Linked DNA regions of Homo sapiens: region 2 is linked to region 1. A link is an interaction called in ENCODE POLR2A ChIA-PET data of the cell type or tissue named here. Cell type or tissue: Panc1. All regions are shown on one strand. Each heading gives the region's core, and the rest is flanking DNA. Links, peaks and the distances in the headings are about the cores only.

The links. Peaks named below come from ENCODE experiments on the same cell type or tissue, not always from the same donor. Only the 100,000 strongest peaks of a DNase experiment are listed, where the experiment ranks them.
Region 2: POLR2A ChIA-PET joins it to region 1 with 7 read pairs; 2 of 35 experiments call an interaction of 5 or more read pairs at or near these places.

The regions. Positions count from the first base shown.
Region 1 is chr4:77,792,539-77,796,940 of GRCh38, forward strand. All of the region lies in intron 1 of CNOT6L (CCR4-NOT transcription complex subunit 6 like), which reads right to left. Among named protein-coding and RNA genes, the nearest start is that of CNOT6L, 25 kb to the right of the region's middle. In Panc1, for the core only: no CTCF peak of the experiment used is centred there; no DNase peak of the experiment used is centred there.
Region 2 is chr4:77,920,103-77,924,504 of GRCh38, forward strand. All of the region lies in intron 7 of MRPL1 (mitochondrial ribosomal protein L1), which reads left to right. The region is part of intron 3 of LOC102724916 (a long non-coding RNA gene); the gene reads right to left. Among named protein-coding and RNA genes, the nearest start is that of MRPL1, 59 kb to the left of the region's middle. In Panc1, for the core only: no CTCF peak of the experiment used is centred there; a DNase peak (open chromatin) is centred at 1,879; H3K27ac peaks cover 912 bases.

The sequences.
Region 1 (4,402 bases), core at 153-4,152:
AACATGGTGAAACCCCGTCTCTACTAAAAATACAAAAATTAGCTGGGCATGGCGGCATGCTCCTGTAATTCCAGCTAACTGAGGGGCTGAGACAGGAGAATCGCTTGAACCCAGGAGGCAGAGGTTGCAGTAAGCCAAGATCGTGCCATTGCACTCCAGCCTGGGTGACAGAGTAAGACTCTGCCTTAAAAAAAAAAAAAAAAAAAGACAAGTCTAGAAAGTATTGATTAGTAACTGTCATGGCTCTCTCCAAGAAATACTAACATAACAAATCACAGTTTTCTATGGCAGCACATACTGAAGTCCCCTCTAAAAAAGTGACTCTCGACCAGATGTGATTCTGCCCCTCAGGAGACATTTGGCAATGTTTAGAGATGGTTTTGGTTAACACAACTTGGGTGGCTTGGCAGGGGTGCTACTGGAATCTAGTAGGCAGAGGTCACAGATGCTGTTAAACACCTACAGAACTCAGGACAGCCCCCACAACAAGAAATATCTTGTCCCAAATGCCAATGGTGCTAAGGTTAAAAATCCCTGCACAAATATGACCTAAGCATGAGTCCAGAGTATAGTATCCATTGAAAAAAGCATTTAGAAAATCAAGTACCATGCAAAGAAATCATTGTCAGAGAGAAATGAAAAAGCCAGAGGTTATGAATTGTATTTATTTCCAAATTCTTCGTAAGAGATGATGATATTCTAGCCATCAAAAGTATCTCTGGATGCTGAGAAGCAGACAGCTATTCCACCAAAGGCTGAGCATCCCAGCAATTTCCAACTGGAGACAAATAATAGGATATAACTATCATTCAATGAGCACCAACCATGTGACAAACATTATCCATAGTGTTTTACGCGTCAGTAATCACAACTTTTAAGTTGGAGGTGCTTTAATTATCTTTATTTTAGAGTGGCATAAGCGCATTCTGAAATTTGCCTCTGGTCACATGGTTAGTGGGTGGCACAGTGGGATTTAACCCAAGCAGTCTGGCTCTACAGTCCCAGCAGCAGAGACTACATCATGCTGCCCCCGTCTCTTATGATGGACTTGGAAAACTCTGAGGACAGAGCAGGAGAACAGAGAAAAACTTGACAGGAATTCTGGGCATTTCCCTGAGTACTAAGCAGCAGCCACTGATTTCTGAGTGTTGGGTAGGGGAGCTGAGAAAGACATGGCCAACATGATTACTACAGAAACTGCTCAAGATTAGAAGACAGATAAGCTTTCTATGCAGTAAGAGTGTACAGGTATATGCGTTATAAATTTTACTAAAATGTCTCCCATGAAACTTAAAAATTGTAAAACAATTTTTGTTAATTTTATATAGCCAGCTGGGCGCAGTGGCTAACACCTGTAATCCCAGCACTATGGGAAGCTGCGGCGGGTAGATCAACTGAGGTCAGGGGTTCGAGACCAGCCTGGCCAACATAGTAAAACCCCACCTCTACTAAAAATACAAAAAATTAGCCGGGCATGGTAGTGGGCACCTGTAATCCCAGTTACTTGGGAGGGTGAGGCAGGAGAATTGCTTGAACCCAGAAGGCGGAGGTTGCAGTGAGCCCAGATCGCACCACTGCACTCAAGCCTGGCAACAGAGTAAGACTCTGTCTCAAAAAAAAAAAAAAAAAAAAAAAAAAGATTTTAGAAATAGAAGGAAAGAGAGATTATAGTCTTATAGTCTGGTAGTTCTCAACCTTGGTTGGCCTTTATGGAAGAAACAATACCAATTCCACATAAACTCTTCCATAAAGTTGAGGCAAACATTACCCTAATATCAAATGAAACAAGAGTGCAAGAAAACTATGGACTTCATGAACATAAATGCAAATAAAGTCTTTTTTGAAGTTTAGCAAATTAAATCCAGCAATATAAAAAAAAGAGTGATCCATCATTATACCAAGTGGTGACTACCCCAGTAATGCAAGCAAGGTTGATTTAACGTTCAAAATAATAAAAACCACCTATTAAGAAACTTAAAAGAATACACATGATCATCTCAATAGATACATAAAAAGCATCTGAAAAATCCAATGGCCATTCCTATTTAAAAAGAAAACCTTCATTTAAAAAATAAAAGTGAATTTACTTAGCCTGATAAATGGCATCAATGAAAAATCTATAGCTAACATTAATGGTGAAATTCTGAATGCTTTTCTCCTAAGATCAGAAACAGGGCAAGGATGTTAGCTCTCACTTCTATTGAAGTTTACACCAGACACCAGAAGTTCTAGCCCATGCAATCAAGCAAGAGAGAAGATATAAAAGTCATGGAGACTGGAAGGAAGAATTAAACTCATGTTTATTCACAAACAATAAATTATATATATGTAAAAAATCCTATAGAATCTACAAAAAATCTAACAGAATTAATGAATAGATTTAACAGGTAACAGAATACAAGATTAATATGTCCCCTGCAAAAAAATCAAGTGTATTTATTTCTACATACAGGTAACAAGCAAAAGTAAAAAAGAAATTTTTCTTTTTTTTTTTTTTTTTGAGACACTTTCCCTCTTGTTGCCTAGGCTGGAGTGCAATGGCACCATCTCGGCTCACTGCAACCTCTGCCTCCCAGGTTCAAGTGATTCTTCTGCCTCAGCCTCCTGAGTAGCTGAGATTACAGACATGCGCCACCACGGCTGGCTAATTTTGTATTTTTAGTAGAGACGGGGTTTCTCCATGGTGGTCAGGCTGGTCTCGAGCTCCTGACCTCAGGTGATCCACCCACCTCGGCCTCCCAAAGTGCTGAGATTACAGGTGTGAGCCACTGCACCCGGCCAGTAAAATTTTTTAAAGTATCATTTACAATGACATAAAAAAATAGAGATTAATATGAAAACAGATGTGCAAACCAGTTGACATGGTTTAGCTCTGTGTCCACACCCAAGTCTCATGTCCAGTTGTGGTTCCTAGTGTTGGAGGAGGGGCCTGGTGGGAGGTGACTGAATCATGGGGACAGACTTCTCCCTTGCTGTTCTCATGACAGAGTTCTTAAGACAGCTGGTTATTTGAAAAGTGTGTGGCACTTCCCCCTTCACTCCTGTTCTTTCTGTCTCTCTCCTGCTGGCCTTGTGAGGATGTGCCTGCTTCCCCTTCACCTTCCACCATGATTGTTAAGTCTTCTGAGGCCTCCCCAGAAGCAGAAGTCTGTACGGGGCCCACAGAACCATGAGCTGATTAAGCCTCTTCTCTTTATAAATTACCCAGTCTCAGGTATGTTTTTACAGCAGTGTGAGACTGGACTAATACACCAGTACACTGGAAACTATAACACATTACTGAGAAAAATTAAAGAACTAAATAAATGAAGACATACCTTATATTCATGGGTCAGAAGAATCAATATTAAGATGTTATTCTTCCCCAAATGATCTACAAATTTAACACAATCCCAGTGAAATACCTAAGGTGGTTTTTTTTTATTCATTGAAAGTGATCTTTTTTCTTTCCTTTTATCTTTAATAATTTCAGCTTTTATTTTAGATTCAGGGAGTACACATGCAGGCTTGTTACATGGGTATATTGCATGATGCTGGGGTTTAGGGTATGAATGATGGCATCACCCAGGTAGTAAGCATAATATCTAATAGGTAGTTGTTCAGCCCTGTTCCCCTCATGACATTTTTTTTTTATAGAAATTAACATGCTTATTCTAAAATATATATGGAAATTCCAAGGGCCTAGAAAAGCTAACGCTGAAACAACTTTGAAAAAGAAAAATAAAATTGGAGGATTTACACTATTGATATGGTCTGGCTCTGGGTCCCCACTCAAATATCATCTCAAATTGCAATCCCTATGTGTTGGGGGAGGTGCTTGGTGGGAAGTGATTGAATCATGGGGGAGGACTTCTCCCTTGCTTTTTCTTGTGATAGTGAGTTCTCATTAGAGATTGTTGCTTGAAGGGGATGTGTGGCACTTCCCCCTACACTCTCTCTCCTGCTCTGCCATGCTAAGACATGCTTGCTTCCCCTTCACCTTCTGCCATGATTCTACGTTTCCTGAGGCCTCCCAGTCATGCTTCTTGCCTGCGAACCAGGAGTCAATTAAACTTCTTTTCTTCATAAATTACCCAGTCTCAGGTATTTTTTACAGCAGTGTGAGAACAGACTAACAGAACTACGTAATTTCAAGAGTTATTACAAAGCTTCAGTAATCATGGCAATAAGGTACTGACAAAGATTAACATCAAGAGAACAGAGTCTAGAAACAAACACAAACATACATGGTCAATTAATTTTCAACAAAACTGCCAAGGACGCCAGGTGTGGTGGCTCATGCCTGTAATCCCACCACTTTGGGAGGGCAAGGAAGGCAGACTGCCTGACCTCAGGAGTTCGAGACCAGCCTGGACAACATGGCAAAACCCCATGTCTAACAGAGAAATACAAAAAAATTAGC
Region 2 (4,402 bases), core at 188-4,187, 130 kb after region 1:
TTTATCTTTTTAAGAATAATTTTGGTGTCTTTATAAGTGCTTTGCTATCATTGTAGCAACTTGGTAGAATTTGCCACATTTTGTAAAACATGTTTGGTCTTCAAAAGTATGTTTAGTTAAAGATTGCTATATTTTCAATCAACTTCTGCTTTTTTTCATTTCAAAGTAATTCCTTTCAAGTGTACCTGTATATACAAATGAAGCCTTTTAAAATGACTTACTCTAATATTTTTTGACAAATCATAAAATAAGGAATTTTGATATTTTATCTTAGAACATTGGAGACTCCTTGGGTTCATAGCGTTTTTCAAAAGAAAATCTAAAGAGAAATTAATCCATATTCATACATTTCAGGTAAGAAAGTAAGGAAATGAAACATCACACATTGTCTTGAGATCTGTTGCTTCATACAGCCGTAGCTCTAGTAAGCTCTTTCCCAAAAAAGGGAAAACTGCTGAGCAGAGAGACTATAGGAACCTGCATGTGGGATCACCTGAGGTTTGCTTCTTGAGTGGCAAAAGTTGAAATACAAACACAGGAAGTCTGGCTTCTGCTAATTAGCACATACTTTTATGTCCCGAACAAATTCTCTTCTTCTTCTAAAGGAAGAAGGGTGATTTTGCTTTTATTCCCTCTATAGTACCCTTCTCCCTTCCATTCATCCTTTTTTTTTGAGACAGTGTCTTATTTACTCTGTCCCCCACAATGGAGTGCAAGTGGCACGAACTTGACTCACTGCAACCTTCACCTCTTTGTTTCAACTGATTCTTGTGTCTCAGCCTCCTGAGTAGGTGGGGATTACAGGCGCCTGGCACCACATCCAGCTAATTTTTTGTATTTTTAGTAGAGATGGGGTTTCACCAGGTTGGCCATGCTAGTCTCCTGGCTTCAAGTGATCTGCCCACGGTCGCCTCCCAAAGTGTTAGGATTACAGGCATGAGCCACTGCGCCCGGCCCCATTCATTCCTTGATTTAGGACTTCAGCATATCACACCAAATCTAGTAAAAGTTAAAAAACTTTTCAGTGGTTCTACATGTGCTGGCATCTCCTTTAATAACTCTCTGTCCCTTTATTACTATTTTCTATGACAAAGTACACATGTACACACATTCTGAATGCCTGCCGAGTGGCAAAAACTGTTCCTAACTATGGGGATATATTGTTGTCCAGAAGTTCTTGCCCTCAACTAGATCACTTTCTAGTTAGGGTATAGATAATATACAAATAAATATATATGTACTTATGATGGTGGAGTGTGTGTATGTGTGGCTATTATAGAAAGGTTGGTCAGGGAAGGCCTGCCTCTCTAAATTGGAGGTAACATTTGAATAGAGACTGAATGAAATAAGAGAACAAGTTATGAAGATATCTGAGAGAAAAGTATTCTTGAGACAGGAGGCAGCAAGTACAAAGGCTCTGAGAAAAAAAGGGGATTGAGCTTTTATAGGAACAAGAGGTATTTCTTCTGGGTGTTAGAAAAGGCTAAAATATCTTTGAAGAAAAACATGCTCAAAAAGTTCTGAGAAAAGTATTAAATACACAAAGGAAACTACTTTGATACAGGAGGACATAGAATTACATATTTTACTGACAATACATTCCTGAATATCTTTACATAATAGCAATCTTAACTTGCTTTTATTTGAATAGAAAAGCCTTTCGTGCAGAGTTTTTTTTTTTTTTTAACATCAGGAAACCCTTATGAGGCTAACAATAGACTTCAAGATTCTGTGAACTTCCTGAAATTTTATGCAGAGTACTGTGTGTACGTGCATGTGTACATTTTTCTTGGGTGAGTGGTTGTGTTTTCCATCAGGAATTCATGACTCATTCGTTGAGCAAATAGTTATTGGGTACCTACTATATGCCAGGCGTTACTCTAGATAATGGGGTTATATACATCAACAAAGTAGACAACAATCCTTGCCTTCATGGGATAGACGTGTAGATGGTATAAAGGTAGATATCTGTTGATAGAAGATGAATGGTAGAAAATAAGTAAAAAAAAGAAAGTATTTTAGATGGAAGTGCTAAGGAGGAAAAAACAAGTTGGAAGAAGGAAGTGTATGTAAGTAGTAGAGTTAGGATATTGAAATTTTAGATAGGATATCTCATGTGAACTTCTCTAAAAACATGACTTTTGAATCATGATCCAAAGAAAGTGACCGAAGGAAGGCGTTACATGCAGAAGAAACAGCAAATGCAAGGCCTTGACAGTATATCTGGTATGGTTGAGGACTAGCATAGCTAGCGTGGCTAGAGCAGAGAGCAGGGGTTGTAGGTGATTAGGTCATAGTAAGGCTACTGTCTTTTAGTTAGAGTGAGATGGAGACCCTTTGAAGGGATTGAGCAGACTAACATGATCTGGCTTCTAAAAGGCTCAGTCTCACTGCTGTATTGGCAGTAGACTGAAGGGAACCTGGATGGAAGCAGAGTCCAGTTAAGGGTCTTTTGCAATAACCTTGGCTAGAGATGAGAGTAGCTTGGACCTATTCATTAACAGTGAAAGTGATGACACTGACTGGAGTCAGGATATACTTTAAAGATATAGTTTATGGAATTTACTGATTGAATGGATATGAGGTGTGATAGAAAGTGAAGAGAGCCAAGAATGGTTGCAAGATTTTTTGCTGACAAAACTGGAATAATGAAGTTGCTTCTAATTGATAGGAAAGATTACAAAGCAGAGTAAATGAATAGGCGGAAGGGTTATTATCAGAAGCTCAGATTTGGACCTGTTAAGTTTGAGATGCCTTTTAGATGTCCAAATGGAACTGTGTAATAGGTCATTGGATATTCAAGTCTGAATCAGAGAAAAGGGCTGGGATAGGGATCAAATTTGTGAGTCATCTGCATATAGATAGTTCTTAAACTTTGATTTTCCTCAGTAAGTATGATGTTTGCTGTTTGTTTAAATATTCTTTATTATGTAAATGAATAGTTTTTAAAAGAGGTTTGATATTTAGCAGAGGAGCTGATATTTTTGTTATTTATCTATTTATTTATTTTTGAGATGGAGTCTCGCTCTGTCTCCCAGGCTGGAGTGCAGTGGCGTGATCTTGGCTCACTGCAACCTCTGCCTCCTGAGTTCAAGCGATTCTCCTGCCTCAGCCTCCTGGGTAGCTGGGATTATAGGTGCGCACCACCATACCTGACTAATTTTTGTAGTTTTAGTAGAGACAGGGTTTCACCATGTTGGCCAGGCTGGACTTGAACTCCTAACCTCAGGTGATCTGCCCGCCTCAGCCTCCCAAAGTGCTGGGATTACAGATGTGAGCCACTGTGCCCGACCCTGGTTTGTCCTTTTAATTGTGGATATACATTGGAATTTACTGAATAGTTTTTAAAACAATCTGTTGAGATAATTATTTTCTATAATCTATTGACATAACATACTAACTTATATCCAACTATTCTTATATTCCAAGGATAAACCCTATTGTATATTATTGTTTTCCAAATATTTCTGGCCACTATCATAGTAAAAAATAATTTTTGTATCATGACTCAATCAAACTTATGTGTGTATGTGAGAAAAAAGTTTCATGAGGGCCGGGTGTGGTGGCTCACACCTGTAATCCCAGCACTTTGGGAGGCTGAGGCAGATGGATTACTTGAGGCCAGGAGTTCAAGACCAGCCTGGCCAACATGGTGAAATCCCGTCTCTACCAAAAAATAAAAAAATTAGCCAGACGTGGTGGTATGCACTTGTAGTCCCAGCTACTTGGAAGGCTGAGGCAGGAGAACTGCTTGAACCTGGGAGATGGAAGCAGGAGAATCGGTTGAACCTCAGGGGCGGAAGCAAGAGAATCGCTTGAACCTGGGAGGCGGAGGTTGCAGTGAGCCGAGATTGCATCACTGTGCTCTAGCCTGGGAGACAGGGTAGGACTCTGTCTCAAAAAAAAAAAAAATAGTTTAATGATACTATACTTATTATATGCAATGCAGTGAGTTTTTTTTCCCTATTCTTTCTGTCCTTCATGTTGATTGCAGACCACCACTGGTTTCTCTCAGCTGGAAATTATAAACCTTGGAAAATATAGTTATACAAGAATCTTTTAAATGCCTTTGAATTTAGTTTGATGATTGTTAGATTTTTGCATCTATAGTTATTGGTACTATTAATCAGTGTGTTTCGTGCCATTTTTATCTGGATTTGATGTCAGGATTATGAACTTCAAAGCTTCCCATCTTTTTCTGTGCTCAAGAGCAGTTTATATTACATGGGAATTATCTTTGTCTTTCAAGTTTGAAAAAATTAATAAAAGCAGCTTGTCCAAGAGCTTATTTTTGGAGGAGGGTCATAATTCTTTGATAATTACTGTTTCTTATGACTGGACCCATCTTTCACTAGATAGTTCTGAATCTTGCCTCCTCCCTTCATTCACGGCTCCGCTCAAA